Regions from separate parts of the Homo sapiens genome. Here region 1 is linked to region 2. A link is an interaction called in ENCODE POLR2A ChIA-PET data of the cell type or tissue named here. Cell type or tissue: MCF 10A. All regions are shown on one strand. Each heading gives the region's core, and the rest is flanking DNA. Links, peaks and the distances in the headings are about the cores only. Region 1 has its middle 22 kb from the start of PPP2CA-DT. Region 2 has its middle 41 kb from the start of SAR1B.

What was found. Peaks named below come from ENCODE experiments on the same cell type or tissue, not always from the same donor. Only the 100,000 strongest peaks of a DNase experiment are listed, where the experiment ranks them.
Region 1: POLR2A ChIA-PET joins it to region 2 with 5 read pairs; 2 of 35 experiments call an interaction of 5 or more read pairs at or near these places.

What each region holds. Positions count from the first base shown.
Region 1 is chr5:134,240,326-134,255,859 of GRCh38, forward strand. No RefSeq gene overlaps it. Among named protein-coding and RNA genes, the nearest start is that of PPP2CA-DT, 22 kb to the left of the region's middle. RefSeq lists an enhancer at 384-433. In MCF 10A, for the core only: no CTCF peak of the experiment used is centred there; DNase peaks (open chromatin) are centred at 5,116, 7,286 and 9,596.
Region 2 is chr5:134,583,929-134,599,462 of GRCh38, forward strand. No RefSeq gene overlaps it. Among named protein-coding and RNA genes, the nearest start is that of SAR1B, 41 kb to the right of the region's middle. RefSeq lists enhancers at 7,611-7,670, 8,491-9,084, 10,551-10,690, 11,166-11,235. In MCF 10A, for the core only: no CTCF peak of the experiment used is centred there; a DNase peak (open chromatin) is centred at 8,593.

The DNA.
Region 1 (15,534 bases), core at 3,878-11,877, 340 kb before region 2:
ATTTCATAGGAGAAAGATAACATCTCCCTGCTGTTTAACTTTGTGGTAAGGTACTGACTGTTTCAGAAGCTGAGCGAGAAGGGATTTGGTTCAGAGAATCGTTCCCAGTCTGATAATTTCAGTGATATTTCTGGAACTGATTACCCAGTGGCTCAGATGCTTTCCCATGTCCTGAAAGAGGTGACACTGTTGGAAGGAGGGAGTGAGGGGGGCCAGGATGGGAAACAAGCCCAATCACCACAGTGCAAGCTTGTCTTCTGGTCCCAGCCCCTGCCAATGTCAGATCACTTTTTCTCCTAATGAAATAGGCATTATCTCCCCCTACTCCCCACCCGAGAAAAGCCAGTATAATTCTACCCTTTGTTATTTGAATTGATAAATTTAAACCTCCTTCCCTCTCTGCAGTAAAAGAACTTTCTATTTTGGGCTCGGTGACATAGCCAACACCAAGCAGAGAGCAGCAGGCTGCAGCATGAGTTAATAGTTTTTCTTCAAGGGAGAGCGAATCCATAAGCAAACAGAAGGCCCTTCCAAACTGTGTCGTCTGCATAGCAACATGCAGCCCATTCGCCTGTCTTTATGCTGACGAATATATTTCTGAAAGGCTGAAAATTGAATACTACCTAATCTTCAGAGGAAGCTGGTGCATTAATTCTGAATTAATCAGGTTTCTTAATTCCAATCAATTTCCCTCCTCCCCACCCTGTGTACCTAACACTGGAATAGGTACTGTCAGGGAAGGGAATTCTGTTTTCAAGTGGATTTCTAGTCACCAAAGATTTAAGGAGTGCCCAAAACATTTTTCCTAAGAATATGACTTTCTCTGCTAGTCTGTTTCCATGCATGAAATCCCCCATATTGGGGTAGAATCCTGGGTCTTACAAGCCCCCAGGCATGCATAGAGGCATGTTCAGTTTTTCTTATGGGAAGTTTTCAATACTCACAAAAGTAGAGATAATAATATAATAAACACCCATTACCTATTGCTTGGCCTCAACGATTAACAATATATGGCAGTCTTGTTTTATCTATACCCCACCCCTCCCTCACCATCATTTTAAAGCAAATTTTAAAGCAAATCATGGTTATCTTCATATTTAAATACTATAAATTCTATAACAAATAAGGACTTTTTTCAATAACCACTATGTCACATATAAAACAATTAAAAATAATTCCTAATATCAACTGGTATCCAGCCAGAAATCAATTTGCCCTGACTTTCCTAAATGTCATTCTGTAATAGTTTATTCTAATCAGAAGCAAAACAATGTCATTTGTATTTGTTATATCTCTTATGTCTTTTTTAGTTTATAACATACATATGTGTGTGTGTATATATATGTGGGCATGTATATATGTGTATGTGTATTATTTTTCTTGTTGTTTTGTTTTTGTTTTTTGAGACAGGATCTCTCCCTGTTGCCCAAGCTAAAGTATAGTGGCACAATTATAGCTCACTGTAGCCTCAAATTCCTGGGCTCAAGCGATCCTCCCACCTCGGCTTCTCTAGTAGCTGGGACTACAGGCACATACTCCCATGCCCAGGTATTTTTTATTTTATTTTTTTCTGGAGACAGGATCTTACTGTGTTGTCCAGGCTGGCCTTGAACTCTTGATTTCAAGTGATCCTCCCACCTTGGCCTCCCAAAGTTCTAGAGATTACAGGCCTGAACCACTGTGCCCAGCCTTAATTTATAACAATTCTTCCTTTTTTTTTTATAGCCCTACTTTTTGGTGTTGTTGAAGATAATGGGTCTTTTAGTTATTATTGCTGTGTAACAAGCCACCCCAAACTTAGTGGCATAAAATAACAACCCATTTATTGTGTTTACAGAGTCTATGGGTCAGGAATTCAGAAAGGACCCAGTTGGGGATGGCTTCTCTCAGCTCCAAGCTGTCTAGGGACTCAGCTGGGAAGATTCAGCCTGAGGATGACTTCACAACTGGGAGCTAGAAGCAGCTGAAGTCTTGTTTACTCACGTGTCAGTGGCTGGGCCTGACGCATTCAAAAACTAGGACTGCTGACCACAGCGCCTACACATGGCCTCTCTCTGTGCCTTGGCTTTCTCACAGAATGGCAAGTTAAACTTCTTACATAGCAGCTTAGGTCTACAAATGCAAGTGTTCCAGCCACAAGGTGGATGCTGTATCACTTTCCTTTTTGAGATGGAGTCTTACTCTGTCACTCGGGCTGGAGTGCAGTGGCACCATCTCGGCTCACTGCAACCTCCGCCTCCCAGGTTCAAGTGATTCTTCTGCCTCAGCCTCCCGAGTAGCTGGGATTATAGGCATGCACCACCACGCCCAGCTAATTTTTTGTATTTTTAGTAGAGACAGGGTTTCACCATGTTGGCCAGGCTGGTCTCGAACTCCTGACCTCAGGTGATCCACCCACCTCGACCTCCCAAAGTGCTGGGATTACAGGTGTGAGCCACCGTGCCTGGCTGCTGTATCACTTTTTATAACCTAACCTCAGAAATCACAGAGTGTTAGTTTTGCTGTCTTCTGTTGGGTACAAGTCACAAGCTTCCCCAGACTCAAAGAGAGTGGAATCAGACTCTACCTTTAGAGTAGCAAAGTTCCAAAAGAGCACGTAGGGTGGGCAATATTATTGCCCCCATTGGAGATTAGGACCATCAGTTGAGCCTGCCTTTCCTCCACCAGCCAGGAAAGATGTTGCAAACAATGGAAGCCTGGTGGAAGAGAGAAAGGGTGGAGTTTGTTTGCAGGGCCATATCCTACAGTTGTACATACTGTGCCATGAACAGCCAAGGAGACGAGCTGAGATGAATCCAGCTCTACTTGCCACACCTGTGCCTTACTGTGGGACTGCATCTCCAGGATGAAGAAGCACCTTTTCTAATATGCATAGATACCATATAGGCAAGAGGAGTCCTCACATGGATGGTAAAAGGTCATTTAACCTAACTTGAAATTATTGGGTATCTATGGAACACATGCTACTTTAGAGAATACTAGGGCTTGTTTCAGCTTAAGAGGCACACACAAGTAGGCCAAGAAATATCTTAGAGTATCTCAAAAATGATGCTGGGTTGACTCAAATGTTGTTTTAAAATTGTGTAACTTTTTTTTTTTTTTTTTTTTGAGACAGAGTCTTGCTCTGTTGCCCAGGCTGGAGTGCAGTGGCATGATCTTGGCTCACTGCAACCTCCGCCTCCCAGGTTCAAGCGATTCTCCTGTCTCAGCCTCCCAAGTAGCTGGGACTACAGGTGCCTGCCATCACACCCAGCTAATTTTTGTATTTTTAGTAGAGTTGGGGTTTCAACTTTTTGGTCAGACTGGTCTCCAACTCCTGACCTCAGGTGATCCACCTGCCTCGGCCTCCCAATGTGCTGGGATTACAGGCGTAAGCCACCACGCCTGGCCCTAAAATGGTGTAATTTTTAGCACCAGGTACTTTTTATTTATTTATTTTGTTTTAGAGTTAGGGTCTCACTCCGTCACCCAGGCTGGTGTGTAGTGGCACAATCATAGCTCACTGCAGCCTTGAACTCCTGGGCTCGACTGCTCCTCCCACCTCAGGCTCCCAAGTGGCGAGGACTACAGGTGTGTGCCACCATGCCAGGCTAATTTTAAAATTTTTGTAGTGACATTGTGTTACCCAGGCTGGTCTTGAACTCCTGGGCTCAAGCAATCCTCCTTCCTCAGCCTCCCAAAGTGCTGGGATTACAGGCTTGAGCCACCATGCCTGGCTCCACCAGGTACTTTTTGATTGCATTGGTCTAGAATGTTCTAGACCTATCTTTGAAGAAGCTGAGGCACTGTATCTCAATGCCTGAGGGACTAGCCCTATCCACATATTGCCAGCCTTGGCTCGATGCAAAAAGTGGGCACAGGATTTCTAGGAAACCAGCCCAAACAGAATTAGGGGTTTTCTTTTATTCTTTGTGGTGCTTATTCCTCATTAACATAGCTTTTGCATTTTAGTTAGATCCCCAAGAAAGTACATGGTTTCATTTCTGTTTATGGGCATCAGGAAACTTTAAAAAACTACAGATAAAACGAGGTAACTTTCAAATATTTTAAAGAGCTGGAAAAGCCAGCACAGTGGCGTTCAGCTAGTAGTGCTAGCTACTGAGGAGGCTGAAACGGGGGGATCACTTGAGCCCAGGAGTTTGAGACTGTAGTGTGCAATGATTGTGCCTGTGAATAGCCACTGCATTCGAGCTTGGGCAACATAGTGAGACCTGTGTCTCTTAAAAAAAAAAAAAAAGAGCAAGATAGCAAAAGAGCAAGACAGCATCATATATCCCTGAGTTTGATAAAGGTCAGCGTGTTATAAGACAGCTCACAGAATCCAGGTGTAAATTTCTGTCAATAAGATTATTAAAAAGCTATGATCATGCTGTTAAAGCCATGCTAGTGGTCAACAGCTGGGTCGAGGAAAACGTCAAATGGCAAGGCCCAGAGCACTTAAGAAAAAAAAGAAATTATTAGGGCTCAGGTATAGAGTATTAAGTTAATCGCACTTTTCAGTTCATGGCTCATTATACTATGATCAGTCCATCCAAAGCCCCTTACTTTTCTTTTATTTTTTTTTTTAGACGGAGTTTTGCTTTTGTCGCCAAGGCTGGAGTGCAATGGTGCAAATATATACATATATATATATATATATATATATATATATATATTTTTTTTTTTTTTGGTTTGTATGTATGCATTCATGTGAAGTGTTGTCATGCCCAGGGTCAGGTTCTGGTCCATGCTGAGGTCCGAAGGCAGTGGGTGGATGGGTGGCAGATAGCTGAAAGAACACTCAGAGGGCTGCAGGCAGATGAAGTATGGTTTTATTCAGCGGCTCTCTTACACCGTCTGTCTCTGTCTTGGCTGCTTGCTCTGGCTCTGCGGCTCCTGCCGCTCCCACACACAGCTGCACAGCCAGCTCTCCCTATGGGGTCAGCAGCTTAACTCTTTCTCTCTCTGGGCACAAGTCAAGCCGAGCCCTGGCTCCCCTCTGTCCATCTACTAGATGGAGAGCTTTGGCTCTCTCTCTTTCTCTGGGTGTGTGCTGTATGCACAGTGTCAGCAAGGCAGTTGTACCTTATACGAACAATAGTGGCTCCGAGCTAGGTGATGAGCCTTCCCATGTTATGGCTACATAACTGTGATTATATTACAAATGGAGTTATGCACCGGCATGCCAATCCCACTGAGTCATGCAGGATGTTTACCTTGGTCTATCCTTGACCAAAGCACATCCATGTACCTTACAAGTGTGTTGTTTGGTTTGCATGTATTTTAATTTACATTAGTATTATTGTGTTATATATCTCATTCTGTCTTCCTTTTTTTCACTTCTCACTTTGTTTTTAAGACCTATGTATGTTAGGCCAGGCATGGTGGCTCATGCCTGTAATCCCAGCACTTTGGGAGGCTAAGGCAGCAGGATCACTTGAGCTCAGGAGTTGAAGACCAGCCTGGGCAACATGGTGAGACCCTGTCTCTACAAAAAATATAAAAGTTTGCCAGGCATGTGGTGCTTGCCTGTAGTCCCAACTACTTGGGAGGCTGAAGTGGGAGGACCAGGAAGTCGAAGCTGCAGTGAGCTGAGATCATGTCACTGCACTCCAGCCTGGGCAACAGAGTGAGATCCTGTCTTAACAAAACAAAAACAAAAACAAAAACAAACCCTATACATCTTGCTATGTAAACATCTAGTCCATGATTCTGACTGCTGCAGAGTACTCCATAGTGTGCACCCGCCACATTTGTCCTCTCTGCTTCCCCAGTACTGGGCACCCCCAAGTGCCTCCAACTTCCCACCACCAAGACAATGCTACCATAAGCAGCCACATGTGTGATTCATTTTGGGCCCATGTGGGAATCTTTAGGCAGTCTCTTGCTTATATGGTGTATTTATGTGCCTCAGAAAAGGCACCTTTTCAGCCAGGCATGGTGGCTCACACCTATAATCCCAGCACTTTGGGAGGCCGAGGTGGGTGGATCACAAGGTCAGGAGTTCGAGACCAGCCTGGCCAACATAGCGAAACCCCATCTCTACTAAAAAAAAAAATAATACAAAAATTAGCCGGGCATGGTGGTGTGCGCCTGTAGTCCCAGCTACTAGGGAGGCTGAGGCAGGAGAATCACTTGAACCCAGGAGGCGGAGGTTGCAGTGAGCCAAGATCGTGCCACTGCACTCCAGCTTGGGCAACTGAGCGAGACTTCTTCTCAAAAAAAAAAAAAAAAAAGGCACCTTTTCCTCCTGAAGGATGCAGCCCCAACAGTAAAGCTGAAGGTTCAGCAATGTGGAGCTCAGGTTGGGTTTCAGCTCCTACTCACTCCCTCAGGTGGAGCCTAGTTGAGGATATAGTCTGTAAAACTGTGGGACGTGGCCCCGCAAACAAACATCCCCTCATTCTCACTTCCACCAGGTTTCTGTTTGCAACATCTGTCCTGGTTGGTATAGGAAAGGGGAGGGTGTCAATTGACACAGAAATCTCATCATAGAATATGCGTATACTTAATTTGACCGATCAGTGCCATATTGCAAGAGCACTTTATACATGGGCAGACAACACAGTTTATGTGCGTTCCACAGGAACTGGAAAGTCAGGTATGGCTGCAGCACACTGGTGGTAGAGCAGATGTGCCTGCCTGAGGCCAAGGTACTGCACTCGCCCACTTTGTCTTGGAGATGACAGAGAAACATCTTTTCCCTTAACACTACTGTCTTCTCATGTGTAGAACACAAGCAATGTGACTGGCCTCATATACCCAGGTCAGCAGCTCTGAGTGGCTCTGCCACAAGTGGTGGAGCTCTGGTCCTGAGCCATCCTGCGTTTGCCCTTTGGTGAGCAACCTGTGCCAGACACAAATAGAGACTGACAGTTCCCACTGAAGGACACCAGGACAGGCATAGATTCAGCCATCCAGGACAGTTCTATTAAACTGGTAAGGTTTAAAACTCATCAGAAATTCTTAGAATTCTTGAATTGATCTGAATTCCATTCAGATACATTTAAGCTCTCTTAAAACAACCATGTATGGAGGTAAATGAAGCACCTAAATTATAAAGAGAGCTGTTACTCATTTTCATGCTGATGTTTTCTCATGTCAAATGAGGATAATCACAATGATAACTTCTATAAGAAGACAGAAGACACAATTCATGATGTTTTCGGAAGGAATCAATGAATTTTTCAGGTGATTTCTGAAAGAGGATCCCAGAAATCAAACAATGACTATCTTTCTTGTGCTCATGAACTTAGAATTACACCTCAGGACTTACAATAAGCCTGGGTAACAGCCCATTACGCAAGGATGTGAATCACTCTGAATACCACAGCTATGACCATTATTATGGGCAATTATAAGTAAGCAAGGAGGTGGGCTTTGTAAAACAGTATGAAGGAACAGAGGGAGAAAGGTATACACCAGTATGTGCATAAACAAACAATCAGAATCCAGAAGATATTTACTACCAAGGGGACCTAAACATAAAAACCATAATATAAGCTCGGCATGCAGAAAGATGAGCACAGGTTAAAACCTGGAGACGGCTGCTATGTGACAGGACAGACACAGGGATTCACAAATGGCCTGGATGGTTCCCCTAAGACAAAGACATCCACCATCCAGTGGTGCCTGACCTATCCTTTTTGAAGGGCTCAGCATGGCTTTATTCCCTTCTATCCCTTGCCCCAGAAATGCATCACCCCCTCAGGGTCCTAGAGCCTACCTGTTCCTGCAGTGTCTCTTGGTTAGATCCCCGTCCCTATATCCTCAGAGTCATTAACTAACTCACATCTTTGGGCTCTTGATGTTCCATTTAAAAAGGTCAGCATTGGCTTCTACTCCATGTGAATCCAGAGTCAGCATCTTTCCCTGCTGTGTCAGCCCAGGCCCTGCTCTTTTATCTTGAAGAATCGGCTCCTGTAGCTCATTGCAAGGTCTCATTTTGAGTTTGGATTCTCAGGCTACCTTTACCATCCTCCCTTCGACTTGATTCAAAGTCTAAAGTGTGCCATGTTTGTTTATTTGTGTATTTATTTATTGGATTTAAAATATCTTTCTCCTGAGAGGCTCAAAGCTCATAAAAATTTTTCAAGGAGCAGCTACTTAATAATGATTAAGAAGTTATGCTACCATATGACTAATCCAGAAATAGGCCCAAATTAAGGCAAGGAAGATTTGAGTTGGCTCCTGAGGAAGTATTTGACAAAAGAGGAAACACAAGGTTGGACTAGGCTATGGGCACAGGACTTGATGGGAACTTCATCTCATCCTGGAGTTCTTCAAGGAGACAGAGCCGGGGATCTCACATAGGCTATACTCGAGGATTGCCTGCCTGCAAGCAGGGAAAAGCCAGGGCTCCTTTTATATCGGGGAAAACTTCAGAAGGGTGGCTAGGTGTTATACTTTCAAGCTATAATTCTGTATTCTTAATGATTGAAAAGCACCTATTTCTAGAGTAATAATTAGGACTGAGAGCCTGCCTAGGATTCCAAGAGCTCAAATGACGGGACATGTCTGTCCTTCTGGGCCCTGGAGTGTGGGCCTGTTCACTGCTCATCTTCTTTTTTCTTTTTTTTGAGATGGAGTCTCCCTGTGTCACTCAGGCTGGAACGCAGTGGTGCGATCTCGGCTCACTGCAACCTCTGCCTCCCGGGTTCAAGTGATTCTCCTGCCTCAGCCTCCTGAGTAGCTGGGACTACAGATGCGTGCCACCACACCTGGCGAATTTTTTGTATTTTTAGTAGAGATGAGGTTTCACCGTGTTAGCCAGGATGGTCTCAGTCTCCTGACCTCATGATCTGCCTGCCTCAGTCTCCCAAAGTTCTGGGATTACAAGCATGAGCCACTGCACCCAGCCTCTTAGCCACTTTTATAGGGCCAAGGGAAGTGGAATCTTAAGTGCTAATGTCCATTTAGTTGAAAAAAACTTCCAAATAATCAAATCTTACCTGTTATATCCAAGCCACACTTGCCAGTTATCCATTCCCAACTACTATACAAGGTTTCTACTAAAGAAAACTTTCCAGAAGTATTGAACAATGCAAACAGAGAAGATCTGACATTTCTTTTTTTTTTTTTTTGAGATGGAGTTTCGCTCTTGTTGCCCAGGCTGGAGTGCAATGGCGTGATCTCGGCTCACTGCAACCTCTGCCTCCCAGGTTCAAGCGATTCTCCTGCCTCAGCCTCCTGAGTAGCTGAGATTACAGGCATGCATCACCATGCCTGGCTAATTTTTGCATTATAGTAGAGACGGGGTTTCTCCATGTTGGTCAGGCTGGTCTCGAACTCCCGACCTCAGGTGATCCTCCCACCTCGGCCTCCCAAAGTGTTGGAATTATAGGCGTGAGCCACCACGCCCGGCCATGAAGATCTGACATCTCTAGAATTCCCACAAGCTGCTCAGACTGCGCAGGTGAATGGGCCAGCCCCAACAACCAGCAGTGCTCCATCCCTTCTCAGCTGGGGCCTGAGAACACGTGAGTGAGAAAGTTTCGCCCTGTTGCCTCAGCCGAAAGCTAGGGAATCCTAGCTCACATATCAGGTTCCTTAAGCAATGATGAATCTTCTTCACTTCCTCCTTTATTTCCTTACCAAGAGAGTAGTTCCCAGTTTCAGTGTGGAGGCCAGAAAGGACAAGATGACATCACCCTTCCCCCACAGCAATTGGCTCGGTCATTTTAGCAGGTTGCTTAAGAGATAAGTCACCCTCTCTACACTTCTTTTTGAAAGCCAAAACTAGAGATTATAGTTCTCAATATAGGGCAGCTGTTAACCTATCCCTTGATTCCTATCAGCCTAAGATCCTCAAAATAGGCCCCCAAGGAATGTCTCTAGGACTTGGGTGGAGGCAGAGAGTTGTCTCATATACTGAACTGTTGAGGAGACCTGGCTTCTAGTCTGAGCCTCGGTGCATAACTATGACCTTGAGCAAGTTCCTGCACACTCAGAGCCTTTGGATCACCTTTAAAATAATGCTATGATCTTTCTCAACAATAACATTTTCTTTCTTTTTTAATTTTACTTATGTATTTATTTATTTTTTTGATACAGAGTCTCACTCTGTCGTGCAGGCTGGAGTGCAGTGGTGCAATCTTGGCTCACTGCAACCTCCGCTTCCTGGGTTCAAGCGATTATCCTGCCTCAGCCTCCCGAGTAGCTCGGATTACAGGTGTGTGCCACCACACTCGGTTAATTTTTGTATTATTAGTAGAGACAGGGTTTCACCATGTTGATAATGCTGGTCTCGAGCTCCTGACCTCAAACGATCCACCCACCTCAGCCTCCCAAAGTGCTGAGATTACAGGTGTGAGCCACCACACCGAGCCTAAAATTTCTTATAGAGATGTGAGGGTGGTCTCACTATGTTGCCCAGGTTGATCCTGAACTCCTGGCCTCAAGCAATACTCCCACCTAGGCCTCCCAAAGCATTGGGATTACAGATGTGAGCCACCACACTCGGCCAACAATAAAATTTTCTACAACTCTATGCTAAAAGAGGAAAATGGGCTACAGCTGCTTCAGAAGACTTATGGTGGCAAGTTCACCTACTCAGAAGACGCACACCAATAAGAGACAGACCAACAATGGTGGACACAGCCACCTGAGGATAGGTCCATGGTCCCCACCACTTGGGAATAACTGGGTCACTGGAAAACATGGCTGCCATCCCCAACCCTGTTTCTCTCCTATTTCTCTCCTCTCACTTCTCTACCCTGAGACTAGATTATTTCTATTTTACAGGAAGAAAAAGTGTGATACATTCTCCCGAGCTTCAGAGGGAATCACTGTCGGTGACTGAATTGAACTCAGATGTTTCTGACACATAAACCAACATTTACATAATCACTATCCCTTTGCCAGCCTTTTGAAAAATGTTGACTTACACTGTTTGATCTCATATCTTGTCTTTAACAATTTATTTTCTCATACTTGAGACATCATAGTACTTACAGCCATAGGGTGAGGGGCCAGTTAAATAGAAAGTCCTGCCGCAATGAGGTTACTAATCTAATGAAAGGGAAGTCAGAGGTAAAAAAGCTCTAAGAACACAGATAAAAGGCACAGACAAATGCATCCACAACTAATCACAGCTGTACAGAGTTAGTGCAGGCTTGGAGACAGTAGGTGGATTGAATAGTGTACTATTTATTAAGAAGAGAAATTACTGGCCAGGTGCAGTGGCTCATGCCTGTAATTCCAGCACTTTGGGAGGCCAAGGCGGGCGGATCACCTGAGGTCAGGAGTTCAAGACCAACCTGGCCAACATGGTGAAACCCCGTCTCTAGTAAAAATACAAAAAAATTAGCTGGGTGTGGTGGCACGTGCCTGTAAACCCAGCTACTCGGGAGGCTGAAGCAGGAGAACAGCTTGAACCAGGGAGTCTGAAGTTGCAGTGAGCAGAGATTGCACCACTGCACTCCAGCCTGGCAACACAGCGAGACTCCGTCTCCAAAAAAAAAAAAAAAGAAAGAAAGAAGAGAAATTATTGGGCATGCACATATTTCAAGAAACAATTCATTAGTATTTCACCCCCAAATCTAAACATTGCTAATTCTGTTCTATACCTAAACAGTGATCATTTTTAAGTTATTTATAATTTCAAACATAGACAACAGCAGACCTTTTGTAAAGCCAATAATTATTCACTAATTTTTAAATTATTTATTCATTTATTTATTTTTTGAGATGGACTCTCACTCTGTCACCCAGGCTGGAGTGCAGTGGCACAATCTTGCCTCACTGCAATCTCCGCCTCCCGGGTTCAAGCGATTCTCCTGCCCCAGCCTCCCAAGTAGCTAGGATTACAGGTGCCTGCCACCACGCCTAGCTAATTTTTTGTACTTTTAGTAGAAATGGGGTTTCACCATGTTGGCCAGGCTGGTCTTTAACTCCTGACCTCGTGATCCACCTGCTTCGGCCTCCCAGTGTGTTGGGATTACAGGCGTGAGCCACTGCACCCAGCCATTCACTAATTTATATAGTGAATAGTATAGTAATCCCCCATGTACCCATTATCCAGCTTCAACAATCATCAACTCATGGCCATTATTATTTTGTCTGCACTCCAACTGACTTCCTCCATCCTGTGTTGTTTTGAAGCAAATCTCAGGCATCGTAATTTCAACTTTAAATCTTTAATATTTATCTCTAAAAGATAAAAACTCATTTTAATGAAATCACTCCAATACTTAAAATTAATAATCCTATAATATCCAGATGATGTTTTAGGCAGCAAATGAAAAACGTTGGCCACTGGAGAGATGTGAAGTACTGTCACTCTCACAGGCTCTGCAGTTAAATGGGACATGTTTCTAGCTTCGCTGAGAAGACCCCATAAAGTGGGTGATGAGATTTCACAGCAAACCTAATTTTTTATTCTTTGTTTATTCTGCAACCTCTGCCTCCCGCGTTCAAGTGGGAAATCATGAGAATGAACTCTCCATGAAAGGAAGATTAGAGAACCTGCTTCCTCACGAACGACTCAAAGGTTCCCCTCTGGAGAAGTAGAGATTCCATGTCATGAGCCAATGCCATGGTGTCACACGTTGTGTCAGAGCTACACACATAGCTCAGGAATGTGAGTGAGCACAGTGGACAAGGGAAGTACTTGTACATCCAGAGCACAGTCCAGAAGCAACAGTCTATGGGAGTTTCCCCAGGCCTGATGCTGCTGGTTTCTGTTTTGTTGGAAATATTTTAAGAATTTGACTTTTTTATTTATAGGTTTATTTCACCTATTTAGTGCCATTCACAAAGGTTAGAAGAAAACATGGAGTCATGTAAAAAAAGGTTTTTTGTTGTCGTTTTGTTTTTATAGATTTAGGGGTACAAGTGTTGTTATGTTACATGGATATAGTGCATAGCGGCGAAGTCTGGGTTATTTCATGTAACCATCACCTGAATAGTGCACATCAGGCTCATTAAGTAATTTTTCATCCCTTACTCCCCTCTCACCCTTCTAAGTTTCAAAAAACAGTTTTAGTTATAAGGGATATATGGAAATTTGCCATATTCCTTTGTAACAATTGATTGTCAATGTTCCTTTAAAGAATGTTATATAGGCTGGGCATGGTGGCTCACACCTGTAATCCCAGCACTCTGGGAGGCTGAGGCAGGAGGATCACCTGAGGCCAGGAGTTTGAGACCAGCCTAGCCAACGTGGCGAAACCCCGTCTCTACTAAAAAATGCAAAACTTAGCTGGGCGTGGTGGCATGTGCCTGTAATCCCAGCTACTTGGGAGGCTGAGGCTGAAGAATCACTTGAACCTGGGAGGCAGAGGTTGCAGTGAGCCGAGATCGCACCACTGGATTCCAGCCTGGATGACAGAGCAAGACTCCATCTCAAATAAATAAATAAATAGTAAAGAATGTTATATAAACAGAGGTCAATTTATGCAGTTCCTAAAGATTCATGGGCAAAAAATTTTATAAACCAAATCTTATTTTAAAAGCTTTAATATAGATCACATAAAAAAATAAGAATTATTCCCTAATTTATGTTGTTTGGAGTCTAGGTTTTTGAACATAGCTTTTTTTTTTTTTTCCTTAAAATGAAACAATCTCAACTAGGCTTGCAGGATTACATATTCCTGGGGCTATGCATGCCTTTTCACTCCTGCGCCACTACTGCAATAGCCACCCAACTGGTTTTTATGCTTCTCATCCCGCCCCTTCATACTGAGTTGTCTTCCTAAAGTACATATCTAGTCCTGCCACTTCACTAATAGGCATTTAATGTTTCCATCACCTTCCAAAAATCTCCCAGTTCCTTAGCATAGCATGCAAGGTTCTCTGTGACCTGTCCCTGACTTACCAAACAACTTTATTTCCCTCTGCTCTGCACCCTCCATATACTCCATCCTCCAGCCATATCACTAGTAAATGCTTTTAGAACATAGTCCATATTTTTCCAAACACTGAACCACTGAATTCATTTCTAGAACTAGGGCCAGTATAGCGCAGTGTTTAAGAGCTACCCTAGGCCAGGCGCGGTGGCTCACACCTGTAATCCCAACACTTTGGGAGCCGAGGCAGGTGGATCACCTGAGGTCGGGAGTTCGAGTCCAGCCTGACTATCATGAAGAAACCCCATCTCTACTAAAAATACAAAATTAGCCAGGCATGGTGGCGCATGCGTGTAATCCCAGCCACTCAGGAAGCTGAGGCAGGAGAATCGCTTGAACCCAGGAGGCAGAGGCTGCAGTGAGCAGAGATTGTGCCATTGCACTCCAGCCTGGGCAACACGAGCGAAACTATCTCAAAAAAAGAGAACTACCCTTTATTTCAGACTGGGTAGAATCCTGGCTCTGTCACTTACCAGCTGTGTGACTTTGAGAAAATCACTTAATTTGCCTGAGCCACAAGTTTCTTCAGCTCTAAAATAGGATGATGAGGCTGAGCACATTGGCTCATGCCTGTAATCCCAGCACTTTGGGAGGCCGAGGCAGGAAGACTGCTTGAGCCCTGGAGTTCAAGACCAGCCTGGGCAACATAGCAAGACCACCCATCTCTAATTTATTAAATTTTATGGAAAACTAAATAAATAAAATGGGATAAGGGTATATTTCTCATGGAGTTGCTGGGAGGATTCAGTTGGATTAGGCATGTCAAATGCTTAGCACAATGCCTGGCACAGTTCAATATATGATAACTCTTATCCTCTAAATTTCAATCTGTTAAGGTCCAGCTATTTGTCAAGACCTAGCTTAGCTGATACCACCCTGTGAAGCCTTTCCAGTTCCTCCAGCTGAAAGTCATCTCTTCTCCTCTGGGATCCCACAGCTCATGCACCGTCTCTTTCTCATCCCTAACTACTTTCTTGTACTCTAATTATTTATATGCACATCTTTTCTGCTCTGCTTTAATGAATCCCTGCTACGTGCTAAGTGCCATAAGTTCCATGGGGGAATAAAAGATGAAGAAAACTTGGTTCCTTGCTGTACAACTGTTCACATTCTAGTTAGCAAACAGGGCAATTCAAATACAATTCACCAATGTTTGTTGAATAAAGTTGAGGCTCATGATCATCCTTATAGGTTTCTGTTCCTCTGAGGTTCTCTTTTACAGAAGAATCTCAAAGTGTAAGCTAGATTTTAGGCCCAGGACCATTTCCCTACTATTAAGCAGAATTTATCTCTTGAGGGCAAATACAGTGAAATATAATTTAACATAGCTGAGTTTAGTGTACTATCAAGGGAAAAGTAATATTAGCGATGTCAGAGTCAAGTGATACCATTGTACTATGACTTCCTGTGCTCCCAAAGCTTTTGCCAAAATAAATACACAGTATTGGACCTAAAATATTGCATAGGGCTATGAATCACTTCTAGCCTCCTTTTTCTGAGAAGGTAGTTGTGATGAGCATTCTTGGTATACTTGCAATTCAAGGCAGAGCAGATGGTGAAGGCTGCATGCCCATACTGCATCCTCTGATCCTGTCTGCAGATGCTCAAGGCCATGAGGTAAACAGCCCCTTTGGGCTTCCAATCCTAACTGCTGAAGGAGTCCTCTCTCTTGTACTAAATGACACTTTAAGTCACTGCCAGGTTCTGA
Region 2 (15,534 bases), core at 3,965-11,964:
CTTGAGTTTGTTTTTCATTCATGATTTTCTGAGCACCTACCCTGAGCCAGGCTCTGAAAAGAGTGTGGGGAATATAGCTGCTGTCCTTGCTTGGGGTGGCTCACACAGGCAGTGAGGGAACTGGGAGTTTTCATGGAGGCCTGGGCTGGTCTAGGGGTGAAGGGGTTCAGGAAGGGTTTCTCTGAGGAAGTGACACCATTAATTCATTGATTCATTGATTCATTCAACAAGTAGTCTTGACCGGACACCTCACTGCCAGTGTGCTGGGTTGTATACTGTGCATGTCACCAGGCCCCTGTCCCCCTAGAACCTCCAGACATTGGAGACCTAATGAAAAATAGTTGCTAGCCCAAGGGAAGCTGCATCGGAGAAAGGGATGACGGGCATTCCTCATAGAGGGTTTGGCCTATGCAAAGATGGATCAAGCTATATCGGGAGGGTCTTGAACCTCCTCTGAGGGCTCAGAACAAGGCTGTGAGGGACAGAGGTTACATTAAGACTCAAAGCATCTTAGCTTCTGGGGCCACTGACTTAGTTGTTTGCCACAGAGAATTGACCCATTTCCTCTCCAGAGCAGTAGACGGTAGGTTCCCAAGGGTGCCTCCAGATCCAATGTTCTGAGTCCACAATGCACAAGGTATTGGAAGTAAATTTGGGGTGGAGTGTGTGTGTGCCCAAAATGCCCGTGGAGGGAGGTCTCCCTGTTAGGGCACCTGGGAACCTGGAAAAACAGGCTGTGGATGTTCTCTCAGCCCCAGCTCCAGCAGCTCAGCTGTGAATGGGAAGAGCTCAGCGTCCTCAACTGTGGAATCAGCATGGGATGCTGGCAGGAAATCAGCCCTGGGGCTGAGGGGGTATCTGGGTGGCCAGCCCACCTGGCCATGGTAAGAAACTGTCAGCCCCATGGCCCAGCTGCCGTGGACTTGGCACCACAGCTTCTCCCTCCTCCTGCAGCCAGCCCAAAGCAGGACCACAGTGATCCAGAAGAATGACTCAGGCTTGCCCCTCACTCTAAAACCACACCTGTGTCGGCTGGGCCAGGTGGCTTATACCTGTAATGCCAGCACTTTGGGAGGCCAAGACAGGTGGATCATTTGAGGTCAGGAGTTTGAGACCATCCTGGCCAACCTGGTGAAACCTCATCTCTACTAAAAACACAAAAAATTAGCCAGGTGTGGGGATGCACACCTGTAATCCCAGCTACAGGGACTAAAGGGAGGTTGAGGCAGGAGAATTGCTTGAACCCGGGAGGCAGAGGTTGCAGTGAGCCAAGATCATGCCACTGCACTCCAGCCTGGGAGACAGCGCAAGAGTCTGTCTTTAAAAAAAACAAAAATAAAAACAAACAAAATAAATAAATAAAACCTCACCTGTGAACCTAACCCAGCTGATAAATGTAGGGCAGGGGGATTCAGGGTACATGTTGGTCTGTTCTTTAGAAATATAGTGCAAGTCACATTTGAAATTCTAGTAGCCCCATTTTTAAAAAGTGAAAAACAGGGCCAGGTATGGTGGCTAATGCCTGTAATCCCAGCACTTTGGAAGGCCGAGGCAGGAGGATTGCTTGAACCCAGGAGTTCGAGACCAGCCTAGACAACATGGCAAGACCCCATCTCTACAAAAAAAAAAATTTTAATTGGCTGGGCATGGTGGCGCACACTTTTAGTCCTAGGTACTCGGGTGGCTGAGGTGGGAGGATTGCTTGAGCTTGGGAGGTTGAGGCTGCAGTGAGCCATGATAGCACCACTACACTATAGCCTGGGCGACAGAGTGAGACTCTGTTTCAAAAAACAAACAAACAAAAACAGATATAGGGAATTTTAATAATATATTTTATTTAACCCATTACATCCAAATGTCTTTAAACATGTAATCAATGTAAAATAACTATTAATGAGAGATTTTGCATTCTTTTCACAATCCAGGGTGTATTTTACACTTACAGCACATCTCAATTCAGACTAGCCACATTTCAAGTGCTCAAAGCCACATGTGGCTAGTAGCTACCCTGTTGGGCAGCAGAGCCCTAGAGACCCTCAGCCTTCCCTTGAGTTGCCCAGGAGTCATCCAGGCTCCTATGGAGTGAGAGACAGATAGCCATGAGGAACCCCTGACCCCCTTCCCCAAGGGAAGGCAGGAGGTTGAGGACCACCAGGCCTGGCCCTGCATTCCCAGCCCTGGTCCCTCTGGGATCCTCTCTGCACCAGCCTACATGGCTGCTTGAGGGTGGGAGTCTCACATTTGATTAGCACTCCTAGGCTTCTCCCCTGGAGTTGGCTATCCCTGCCCGCTGAGAGCCCCTGAGTGTGGGACTGGAGGAGGATGGCACTGACCTGGTCGCAGCTCCCTCATGGTGGGCCAGTCCTCTTGCCACCAGGACTCACAGCTGATGGCATAGGGATCTGATGGGAGGCTGGGGGTGGTCTTGGGGACTACCTTTGTTTTTGTTTTTGTTTTTTTGAGACGGAGTCTCACTCTGTTGGCCAGCCTGGAGTGCAGTGGCGCGATCCCTCCTCACTACAACCTCTGCCTCCCGGGATCAAGCGATTCTCCTGCCTCAGCCTCCCAAGTAGCTGGGACTACAGGCACTCGCCACCACGTCTGGCTCATTTTTTGTATTTTTAGTAGAAACGGGGTCTCACCAGGCTGCCCAGGCTGGTCTCGATTTCCTGACCTCGTGATCTGTCTGACTCGGCCTCCCAAAGTGCTGGGATTACAGGTGTGAACCACTGCGCCCAGCCTAGGGAACCACCTTTCATTCATGCAGATATTGAGATATTGATTCAGCACTCACTGAGAATCTGCTGCAGGGCCCTGAGGACACTGTGGGGACAACACGCCCCTTCCAGAGACCAGGCCAAAGTGGGAGACAGACTTTAAGTAGATAATCACAAATCAGTGTGCAGTGACACACTGAGACTGTGCTGCTAGTGAGAGAGTATTAATCTGTGGGGTGAGGAAAGTCTCCATTGCCCTCTCTGAATTCCCTTAGTCGCTCCAAACTCCTGCAAGATAGGGTCTGGGGCGCCCCCTGCTGCCCGCTAGGCCCTAGCCCTGGCAACTCCCACCGCGGGTGGCAAGGCCCACAGGGCCAGGGCCAACCCCTCATTTCCAGGTTGCAGAGCTCCAGCCTCCCCCTCCTCTGTCCCTGCTGAGGCTCCTGCACTCCAGCACCTCCTGCTGCATGCCCCCTTGCCAGCCAGGGCAGAGTAGAGTCTTCTCTATCAGGCTTCAGTGACAGGGTGGTTGTTAAGGGACGAGGCGCCTCTTGGGAGAATAAACTATTGGCTGAGGTCCGCTGGGTGCCCAGTCCCGGGTTGGATGGGTGGCTAAGGAGACCCAGACCCTGCCAAAGAAAGGAAGGAAGTTCACAGCAGAGTGGAGAGAGAGAGAGCACTTGGTCCTTCTAGAGCTGGCCTCAGTCCTCCTTGCAGCCTCCGACTGTGTTCAGAGCGGCCAGAGGAGGCAGCAAAGGCATCTTTTCTTGGCGATGAAAGCTTCAGGACTCACATAGGCACCTCTGGCCCATGCTGGAAATGCAGGTAGCTCCAAGTGGCCTCGCAACTACCCTGTCTCAAAAAAAAAAAAAAAAAAAAAAAAAAAAAAAAAGAAAAGAAAATTAAAATAAAAATAATGAATAAAAAAGAGGAGGGCCGGGCGCGGTGGCTCACACCTGTAATCCCAGCACTTTGGGAGGCCGAGGCAAGCGGATCACAAGGTCAAGAGTTTGAGACCAGCCTGGCCAACATGGTGAAACCCCGTCTCCACTAAAAATACAAAAATCAGCCAGGCATGGTGGCGGGCACCTGTAATCCCAGCTACTCAGGAGGCTGAGGCAGGAGAATCCCTTGAACCCAGGAAGCAGAGGTTGCAGTGAGCCGAGATGGTGCCATCACACTCCAGCCTGGGTGACAGAGCAAGACTCCATCTGAAAAAAAAAGGAGATTGGCCAGGAGTGGTGGCTCATGTCTGTAATACCAGTGCTTTAGGAAGCTGAATTGGGAAGATCGCTTGAGCCCATGAGTTCAGGCCCAGCCTGAGCAACATAGTGAGACCTCATCTCTACTGCAAAAAAAAAAAAAAAAAAAAAAAAAAAAAAAAAAGAGACAGGGTCTCACTCTTTGAGATAGGGTCTCACTCTGCTGCCTAGGCTAGAGCACAGTGGTGCAATCACAGCTCACTGTAGCCTTCAACTCCTGGGCTCAAGTGATCCTCCCACCTCAGCCCTTGGTCTCTCAAAGCTCTGGGATTACAGGCATGAACCACCATACCTGTCTGAAGAAAATTTTTTTAGAGAGATAATAAAATATGGACTTCAAGGCAGCCTTTTGAGTTCAGATGGACTCCCTGCCAAGAGTCAAAGGGAGGGAAGAAAGGATGGGGTTTCAGTCAAGCAGGTGGCTTAAGGGCAAGCTCATCGTAGCAGAGTATTGCTTGGCCCCCAGTACTCCAAGCCAGGCCTGAGCTCAGAAGCATCCGCACCAGCCCATTCTGAGGAAACATGGGTAGGGATACAGGGTCCCCATTTGCTGGCTGGAGAGATTTTCAGTGGGTAGGAGGGAGGCTGTCAGATTTAGCAAATAAAAATATAGGGCATGTAGTTACATTCAAATTTCAGAGAGTAGTTCCTCAGTACATTTTCCAAATATTGCATCCTGTATTTTCCCTGGCATTCCTAGTGGGAAGCCTCAGGTCCCTCTTTCCACTGTGTTCCAGGCAGGGGGCTGAGGCAGGAGCATGGTTTTCCATGTTTTATACACTGTGGCAAATCCTAAACTATCCCAACAACCCCAACATGATGACACCTACAGTGTGAGAACAATGGAAAATGGGCTGCAGCCAGTGACCCAGGACACAGCTGGGCCTGTCTTAACTCAGCCACAGCCTCCCTTATACCTGACATTCCAATCCAATGCTGAACAGAAGCTCCGTAGTGTCCTTGAAGGACCTCTGCTCCCCAGAGCTCACAAGCCCATTTATTTGCTGTCTCAGCTCAACATCTAAAGAGTTCAGATTGGTGGGAGCACTGTTCACAATAGCCAAGAGGTAGGAGCAACCTAAATATCCATTGACAGATGAATGGATAAAGAAAATGTATACACATACAATGGAATATTATTCAGCCTTAAAAAAGAAGGAAATCCTGTCCTGTGCTACAGCATGGATCAACCTGCAGGAAATTATGCTAAGCAAAATAAGCCAGTCAAAAAAAGTCAAATGCTGTATGATTCCACTTATAGGAGGTACTTAGAGTAGTCAAAATCATAGAGCAGAAAGTAGAAAGGTAGTTGCCAGGGGCTGGGGGGAGGAGGAAGAGAATTGATTAGGAGGCACAGAGTCAGGACGGGAGGGTGGTTCCAGGGCTCTGCTGCCCATCAATGGCATGTGGTTGACAATATTGTACTTTACACTTGGAAATTGTTGGGAGGGTGAATTTATTTTTTTATTTTTGAGACAGGGTCTCACTCTGTCACCCAGGCTGGAGTACAGTGGCACGATCTTGGTTTGCTGCAACCTCTGCATGCCCCCAGGCTCAAGTGCTCCTCCCACCTCAGCCTCCCGAATAGCTAGGACCACAGGCACACACTATCATGACCAGCTGTTTTTGTTGTGTTTTGTTTTGTTTTGTTTTCTCTAGTAGAGCCAGGGTCTCGCCAAGTTGCTCAAGCTGGTCTCAAACCTCTGAGCTCGAGGAATCTCAAAGTGCTGGATTACACGTACCTAGCCCGGGAGAGTGAATTTTGTGTTTTTGGGGTTTTTGTTTGTTTGTTTTGCTGCAGTTTAAGAAAAAAATGATACTGTAGAAAAAAAAAAAAACCTGCTACATGTAATACCACCCAACTGCTTTGTTGCAACAAACATAATGTAAAGCAAAAGAAACCATTTTATTTTACTTCTGGGGAATTTTTTTTTTTAAGATAGTTTCACTCTGTCACCCAGGCTAGAGTGCAGTGGCACGATCTTGGCTCACTGTAACCTCCACCTCCTGGGTTCAAGCAATTCTTGTGCCTCAGCCCCTCAAGTAGCTGGCATTATGGCACTCACAACGAGCTAATTTTTGTATTTTTAGTAGAGACAGGGTTTCGCCACATTGGCCAGGCTGGTCTCAAACTCTGGCCTCAAGTGATCCGCCTGCCTCAGCCTCCCAAAGTGCTGGGATTACAGGCGTGAGCCACCGTGCCCGGCCATCAGAAGAAACCATTTTAAAACAGTTTTTTTTTAAAAAGAGTTCATGTTGGGCCTCTGCTTTTCCTAGAGCACCATCCGTGACTCCCCTAAGTCCCCCAACTCAAACTCAAACTCAAAGCTCTTTTGAAATTATAATCACCTCCCTTCCCTAAAAGGCTTTTTGCACACTGCTCTAGGAAATTACGGCTGACCCAGGAGCGAGAAGTCTTCTCTCTGCCACTGACTTGATGGACCCAGCTACTTGGGAGATACTTCTGCATCTGTACAATGGGAGAAGAGGTTGGGGGATATCTGTGACCTCTGAAGTCCATCTCCTGTGGGGAGGGGCTGTGGTCAGAGGGCAAGGGAAAGCTTTCCAGTGTTACCGGATGGAAGGTCTTGACTGTGAGTTGTCCAGGTTCTTACGCACTGAACGAAGAATTGAACAAAACACACAAAGAAACAAAAGAACAAAGCAACGAAAGAAGCAATGAAGGTGATTTACTGAAGTGGAAGTACACTCCACAGAGTGGGAGCAGGCTCGAGCAAGCAGCTCCAGAGCCCCATTGCAATGTTCTTTAGGGTTCTTATTAAACTAAAAGAATTTGGTGGCTGGTGGATTAGAGCTCACGCCTGTAATCCCAGCACTTTGGGAGACCCAGGCGGGTGGATCACTTGAGGCCAGGAGTTCGAGACCAGCCTGGCCAACATGGTAAAACCCAGTCTCTACTAAAAAAAAAAAAAAGAGAGAGAGAAAGAAAGAAAGAAAAAATTAGTTGAGCATGGTGGTGTGCCTGTGGTCCCAGTTACTCTGGAGGCTGAGATGGGAGGATTGCTTGAACCCAGGAGGCAGAGTTTGCAGTGAGTGGAGATCAAGCCACTGCAATCCAGCCTGGGTGATAGGACAAGATTCTGTCTCAAAAACAAAAAAAGAATTTGGTAACACTCCTAGGTACCCTTTAAAGGCCTCCAGTTGGTTATACCCTATGACAGATTGGCCAGCAACTAATCAGAGGCTGAAGTGGATACTTGGCCCGTGGTCAATCAGAGGCTGAAGTGGAAATTTCTGTCTTGTTATCACAGGAGTGAGGATGTGGCCTGTATGCTGCCTAATCTTGCCTAGAAGTGGCTGCACCTGCTGTTCTTTTGCTTATGCCTTGATCCTTGGTGACCCTAATTCCCTATTCTCCTATCTCACCAGGGCCCTTTAACTTGAGGCCAGCTGGGTGAGGTGGGGCTAGCTGGCAGATGGGGCTGGGTGAGCCTCCATACACAACTTGGGCAGAGGAGAGAAGGAAGAAGCTTTATCCACTCAGCTTGTCACCTTTGCACCATCAGAACACCATTGTGGCGGCTGACTCATCTGTCACCAGGTGAGTGTGCCATTAGGAGCACAGGATTAGTCATGGGCGTGGTCATGGGGTGAGATGCCAGGTCGGGCTGGGATAGTGACACGGTGAAGCATGGAGCAGGGCCTAGAGGCACTGGAAGAGAAGAGGAGGCATCCCTCCTCAGGCTTGGAAGGGGGCCTAGGCCTCCCTGATAGGGATGGAGGCCTCTGTCTTTGGGATAATGCTCAAGTGGGTTGCCTCGGGTCTAGAGGTTTGTATTTAGTGGGTGGTCCCCCTTATTCTTCCCTCCATTCTCAAACTCCTGACTTTAGGTGATCCGCCCACCTCAGCCTCCCAAAGTGCTGGGATTACAGGCATGAGCCACTGCTCCCGGCCACTTCCCTCCATTCTCAATGAACATTAAGCAACATGTGGCCATTCAAGTCTAGAGAATTTATCCATGAATCCACCACGAAAGAGGAAGCTGCTAGAAATGGAATTTTGTTGTCCTTGGGGTAATGGAAAATTATTGACCTGCATTCTGGCCCTTAGTTTCCTCATTTGTTAATAAGGATGAGAGCTCCTGCTGGGCCCACCATGCAGGGTGGCTGAGAGGCTCAAAGAGGACATGGGTATGAAGTGGACAAAATGAGGAGCCACAAAAGGTGTTAGAGGAGGGCAGGACACAGTGGTACAGGAGAGCACTCACAGACTTGCTGACTGACCAGAGGCAAGGAGGCCAGAGGGATTTGTTTACCAACTCTCACTTCCCGGATTCTGAGCCGGTAAACCCTGTTTGTTTACAAGTTTTCACGGGCCTCCCTAAGCCCAACGGTGGTCTGGGGTCAGTTCCACTCTAGGGACTGGCCCGGTGCAGCCCCTAGATGGGGGCTGGTTGCAAACAGCTGATGGTCAGAGAAGCCGCTTCAGTCACATATCTGACAGTCAGCTGCCTGGGCCAAAAAACCACACAGCTCCCCAGCCTTGTGGGTTACTCAGGCCCCTTGTCAGCTCTGTGATCATCCTTCACACCTGAAAGCTTGTAACCCGAGAGGCTAGAGGTAGTTGAATAGGACATCCCTCCTGTGCCCTCACCTCACCCCTTTTGCAAAAAAGGAACATTCCATTGCTAGGGATTGAATGTTGTGATTAACATGAAACTCAGAAGAACAGCCAAGGGTTTGTAGAAGCCAAGGAGGAAAAGTGACTCAGCAAAATAAACTTTCACCTGTGGGTACTCTGAACTGCTATTTTGGGACTCTGGGAGCCTGCCTGGTTCTAGTGCCTGTTGCTTGGTATCAAAGCATTGCTCCCTAAATGCCAGCTGGAATATTCATGCCCATTCCTTACTGAAGTAGCATCCTAGGAGGCTTGGGAGGGAGGTCTGATGGATGGGCCTTATCTCTGCCACATCCAGGTAAGAGTCACAAGTGAAGCCTGGGCAACCTGGCAAAACCCCATCTCCACAAAAAGATACAAAATTAGCTGGGTGTGGTGGTGGGCATCTGTAGTCCCAGCTACTCAGGAAGCTGAGGTGGGAGGATAGTCTGAGTCCAGGAGGCTGCAGTGAGCTGTGATCATACCACTGTACCCCAGCCTGGGTGGCAGAGTGAGACCCTGTCCCAAAAAAAAAGAGTCTCAAGTGAGCCAATGTCACAGGAGAAGTAGACATGCCCCCGTAGAGGCATCGGGGATCAGAGGGGACTCTCAAGAAGAGAGTAAATCTTAGGGATTCCTCTCCCCTCCAGGAATACTTCCATCCAGTCAAGAAAGGGCATGGGATTGGCACTAACTTGCCCCGTCAATTTTAACTCCTTCATGGCCCTCATCTGAAAAGCCTCATGTGGTTTGTAGGACCTCTGAGTTTGGGGAGAGTGTGAGAGCTCATTTCATCCAATCACTATCCCATGGAGTTCCCCTCTCTAGGAGAGACTGTTTGAATTCCAACAACAGCCCATCATTTGAAAGGCAACCCACAGCTGTGTTAAAAAGGTCTCTCTTAAATTCAATTGTAATGTCTCTTTGACACCTGACATTTCTATTCACAGGTCCTCTTGAGTCCTGGAGTCATAGATGAAGTCCAATTCACTTTCACTGGGCAGTCTTTGGACTATTTCATGACAGTTAAGCTACTCTGCCCACTTGATTTTTCAAGTTCAGTACTTTCCTAGGGGATTAAAACACAGGGTATTCTCCCTTCTTCATCCATTACACTTCTGCTTAATGGATGAAACCACCATACTGCTCCACTGTTCAGGCAAAGACAGTCCCAGGTCAGAGGTTTTTTTGTTTTGCTTTATGTTTTTTTGAGACAGGGTCTTGCTTTGTTGCCCAGGCTGGAGTGAACTGGCATGACCATGGCTCACTGCAGCCTCTACCTCTCAGGCTCAAGTAATCCTCCTGCCTCAGCCTTCTCAGTAGCTGGGACCACAGGTATGCATCACTATGCCCAGCTTTTTTTTTTTTTTTTGGTAGAGATGAAGTCTTGCTATGTTGCCCAGGCTGGTCTTGAACTTCTGGCTTCAAGTGCTCCCCCAAATTTGGCCTCCCAAAGTGCTGGGGTTACATGTGTGAGCCACTGCACCCAGCCTTCTTCTTTTTCTTTCTTTTTTTTTTTTTTAAGACGGAGTCTTGCTCTGTCACCCAGGCTGGAGAGCAATGGCGTGATCTCAGCTCACTGCAACTTCCGCTTCCCAGGTTCAAGCCATTCTCCTGCCTCAGCCTCCCAAGTAGCTGGGACTACAGGCATGTGACACCATGCCCAGCTAATTTTTGTATTTTAGTAGAGACGGGGTCTCACCATGTTGGCCAGGCTGGTGTTGAACTCCTCACCTCAAGTGATCCACCCGCCTCAGCCTCCCAGAGTGCTGGGATTACAGGTGTGAGCCACTGTGCCTGGCCGCCTTCTTTTTTTTTTTTTTTTTTTTTTTTTTTTGAGACTGATCTCACTCTGTTGTCCAGGCTGGAGTGCAGTGGTGCAATCATAACTCACCACAGCCTTGACCTCATGGACTCGAGCGATCCTGCTGCCTCAGCCTCGCAAAGTGCTGGGAATACAGGCATGAACCACTGCACCTGGCGGAGGTCAGAGTGTCAGAGAAGTGTCAGAGAGGGGAGGGGTGCTGTCTCGGCTCCCCGCTCCTAGCTCTCTACAGTGAGTCCCCATCTCCACCCCCAGGGCCCAGCCAGGCTTTTTGTGCGTAGGCAGCAGTGCCTGCTGTTTCAACAGCTTCATCTTGTGTTTAATCTTCCCCATCATCAGTACCACACATTTTGGTACACATGCTCAACAGTCATTTTGGCATTTTGAGGACACATGTCTGTCCAGATGGTCTCAACTTCAAATAGTCTATCCTGATCTGATGGCCCCATAAGCAGACTATCCTGGGGGATCACTGGCTTCTACCTTGGCTTGGAAAACATGGCCATATGTCATAAAATTGTTGGTGTTGGAATTGGTGTTAGATAGTTCAGGCCTCATGCTCTGTGGTCTTACCCTCCACTCTCGCCTCCTTCTAGGACACTCTCCACGTGACACCTCTTCAGGCACTGAGCTCTACCAGCTCCCAAGTCATTGTGTGCTCTTTCCTGCCTCCACACCTTTGTCTTTGCTGGTCTCTCTGCTTGGAATATCCCCTCTTGCCCCTTCTCCACTAAACCAGTTTGTACTCCGAGATTCAGCTCTGGTGCCCCCTTTCTATAAACCTCCTCCATAATGTGTGGAAGCCTTCTCCTTTTGCCTTCCATTCTGTCTTGGGCAGATCTCTGCACATTTTCTTTATGCCATGCCAGCCACCAGCAGGCAGGTGTTCAGGAAGTGCCTGCTGAGTGGCTGACTAAAAGGCAGGCAGACAGAAAGTGAGACCAAGCACCCAAGCCAGAATCTAACACTTCAGCACAATTGGTTAAGTCCCTGGTGATAACCAATCATTTCCCTTATGTAAGGTTTTGTGTGTGTGAGAGAAAGAGAGAAAAGAGACAATCTTGTGAGTAGGGACCTTGCCCCTTATTTTGTCCAGCCCAGCACTGTCATAAGGAGTGGGCAAAAAGGCCACCCAGTCCCAGGTCATCAGAAGGGTCAAGATATCACTTTTCCAAGGAGGAAGGCAGATTGAGTAAATCCAAGAGGGGCTCCACTGCCACCCGAGTGCCAGAGGATTCAAGGGACTCATGATTCTGAGCCTGGCCCTAAATAGAAGTTGGGGTGGGAAAAAAACTCAGCGTGTTCTCTAAATAGCTTCATGCCCTTGCCATCTGCTGCCAGGCAGTCAGGAAAGAAATCATTACATGGTTTCCTTCAGTAACTGTAAGAGTTGTGTTCTCATACAATGGAGCCCCCAGTCACAAACAAGCTCCCACCTACTTTTCCTCTCTGGGACCCAGAACGGGGCTAGAACTCACCTATTCTGTCCATCACCCAAAGAGGGGCTCCTGGACTCTCAGTTCTCAAAACTGAAGTCCCTGGAATGGAAGAAAGTCAACTTGCTTCTCTCCAGACTGCAATCAATCTGGTTTGGTTTCTGATTAGTAAATCAGGAGGTGGACCTAGTGACTTCAACTCAAACCCAGGGGCTTGGAGAGAACCCCAAGAATGGTGCTGTTACTTTGTAATGTTTACCATCTCTCCAGCTTCTGAGATGTTACTAATCGCATATGAAACAAGACTACAATACCATCAACTTTCGCATTAAATTCCTTTTTTTTTTTTTTTTAAGACAGAGTCTCACTCTGTCACCCAGGCTGGAGTGCAGTGGCGCGATCTCGGCTCACTGCAAGCTCCGCCTCCTGGGTTCACGCCATTCTCCTGTCTCAGCCTCCCGAGTAGCTGGGACTACAGGCGCCCGCCACTATGCCCGGTTAATTTTTTTGTATTTTTAGTAGAGACAGGGTTTCACCGTGTTAGCCAGGATGGTCTCGATCTCCTGACCTTGTGATCCGCCCGCCTCGGCCTCCCAAAGTGCTGGGATTACAGGCGTGAGCCACCGCACCCAGCCTAAATTCCTTTTAATTCAAAAAACCAGGGAACAGGCTGGGCATGGTGGCTCACGCCTGTAATCCCAGCACTCTGGGAGGCTGAGGCAGGTGGATCGCTTGAGATCAGAAGTTCGAGACCAGCTTGGCCAACATAGTGAAACCCCAACTCTACTAAAAAAAAAAAAAAAAAAATTCAAAAATTAGCCGGTTGTGGTGGTGCACGCCTGTAGTCCCAGCTACTTGGGAGGCTGAGGCACAAGAATTGCTTGGGCCCAGGATGCAGCAAGCCAAGGTTGCACCACTGCACTCCAGCCTAGGTGACAGAGCAAGACTGTCTCAAAAAATGAATAAATAAGTTCCTTTTAGCTCAAGAAACCAGGGAATAGGTAGGGCACAGTGGCTCACACCTGTAATCCCAGCACTCTGGGAGGCCAAGGCAGGTAGATCACTTAAGTCAGGAGTTCAAGACCAGCCTGGCCAACAGGGCAAAACCCCATCTCTACTAAAAATACAAAAATTAGCCAGGCATGGTGGTGTACACCTATAGTCTCAGCTACTCAGGAGGTTGAGGCAGGAAGATCACTTGAGCCTGGGAAGCAGAGGTGCGGGGAGTCAAGATCCCACCACTACACCACAGCCTGGGCGACAGAGTGAGACTCTGTATCAAAAAAACAAAAACAACGTACACACACACACACAAACCAGGGAACAAAAATCTCCGTTTTATGCCCCCTCCCCCCATCCCCCAACAAGTGCTTCTCTCTCTTTCATCCTTACCTAACCTCCAGTGATCTTTCACCATGACATCCATATGACATGCTTCATGCAAAGTTTTTTGACTAAAGGAATCTGTTACCCATTATCCCAAACCTCTTCAATACAATCAAGCAAAAAAACTATTCAGTTTCTTTTTATAACATTATCAGCTTGTTTGTAGTAGTATATTGCCATCACTGAAGTCTCAGTGACTTTAATACACATCTTAGGCCAGATGCCATGGCTCATACTGTAATTCTAGCACTTTGGGAGGCCAAGGCAGGAGGACTGCTTGGGGCTAGGAGTTTGAAACCAGTCTGGGCAACATAGCGAGACCCTGTCTCAACAACAAAAAAAATAAAAATATTAACCAGATGTGGTGTGTGTGCCTGCAGTCCCAGCTATTTAGGAGGTTGAGGTGGGCTGATCCCTTTACTCCAGGAGGTTGAGGCCACAGTTAGCTATGATTGCAGCTATGATTGCAGCTGCAGTCCAGCCTGGGTGACAGAGAGTCTGTCTTGGAAAAAAAAAAAAAAATCTCAAATTGTTCTCCATATTGCCCCCAGAATAAAAATCCACATTCCAAGGCAAGGCTTAATTTGTTTACTAAGTAGAAGCAAGAAAAGTGTTGAGCCTTAATGTCTAATTTTAAATAAATTAAGAGGCTTTATAAACATAGGTCTTGACTTTTGTCAATTAACTAAACCCCCAGTTGAACCCTGTATAAGGGACTCTGCAGAAATAGAGCCTATTTTAGGATCTTTGTTTTAGAATCTTTGTTTTTAATCAACAGGCTACTAAACTTTTGTCCCCACCTTTCAATTAGGAGGATGGTGGTCACCACCCAGAGGGCTTCATTTCCATTGTTTCCTAGGAATTTTCCCTATTCCCAACAAAGTGCCTTTCAACTCTGCTGGGAGCTGTGACACCTACATTACTTGTACACTATTAGTTACAAATGTTGGATAGTCTAGTTGATACAAACATCAGATAGTCTAGTTGAAATTATGTGTGTATCTAAATTCAATAAAATGAGCTAAATTAACTGGACCTTATTTTCTTTATTCTTTTTTTTTTTTTTTTTTTTTTTGAGAGAGGGTCTCACTCTGTCTCCCAGGGTGGAGTGCAATGGCACAATCACCATTCACTGTGGCCTTGACCTCCCTGGGTTCAAGTGATCCTCCCAACTCAGCCTCTGGAGTAGCTAAGACTACAGGTACATGTTACCATGCCCAGCTAATTTTTGTGTTCTTTGTAGAGACGAGATCTTGCTATGTTGCCCAGGCTGGTCTCAAACTCTTGGGCTCAAGCAAGGATCCGCCTGCCTTGGCTTCCCAAAAGTGCTGGGATCACAGATGTGAGCCACTATGCCCAGAGATTTTTTTTTTTTTTTTTTTTTTTTTTTTTTTTTTTTTTTGAGACAGAGTTTCTCTCTGTCACCCAGGCTGGAGTGCAGTGGCGTGATCTTGGCTCACTGCAACCTCTGCCCCCGGGGTTCAAGTGATTCTCCTGCCTCAGCCTCCCAAGTAGCTGGGATTACAGGCGTGGGCCACCACACCTGGCTAATTTTTGTATTTTTAGTAGAGATGGGGTTTCACCATGTTGGTCAGGCTGGTCTCAAACTCCTGACTTCAGGTGATCCACCTGCCTTAGCCTCCCAAAGTGCTGGGATTACAGGTGTGAGCCACTGTGCCTGGACCCACAAATTTTTTTTAAGCATTGGTCCCTTCAGTGCATTCACTATTTCTATCTACTTGTTAGTTTCTTTTTTCTTTTTTTTTTTGAGACGGGGTCTCACTGTGTTGCCCAGGCTGGAGTGCAGTGGCACAATCACGGCTTACTGCAGCCTCGAACTCCTGGGCTCAAGCAGTCCTCCCACCTCAGCTTCTGAATAGGACTACAGGTATGTGTCACTATGCCCAGCTAATTTTTTTTATAGAAGCAGGGTCTTGCTATGTTGCCAAGGCTGATCTCGAACTCCTGGCCTCAAGCAGTCCTCCTGCCTCGGCCTCCCAAAGTGCTGGGATTGCAGGTATGAGCCATTGCTCCCAGCCTCTACTTGTTAGTTTCAACTCAACAAATATATATATATATATTTTTTTGGAGACGGAGTTTCACTCTTGTTGCCCAGGGTGGAGTGCAATGGCGCGATCTCAGTTCACTGCAACCTCCACCTCCCGGGTTCAAGCAATTCTCCTGCCTCAGCCTCCTGAGTAGCTGGGATTACAGGCATGTGCCACCATGCCTGGCTAATTTTGAATTTGTAGTAGAGACGGGATTTCTCCATGTTGGTCAGGCTGGTCTC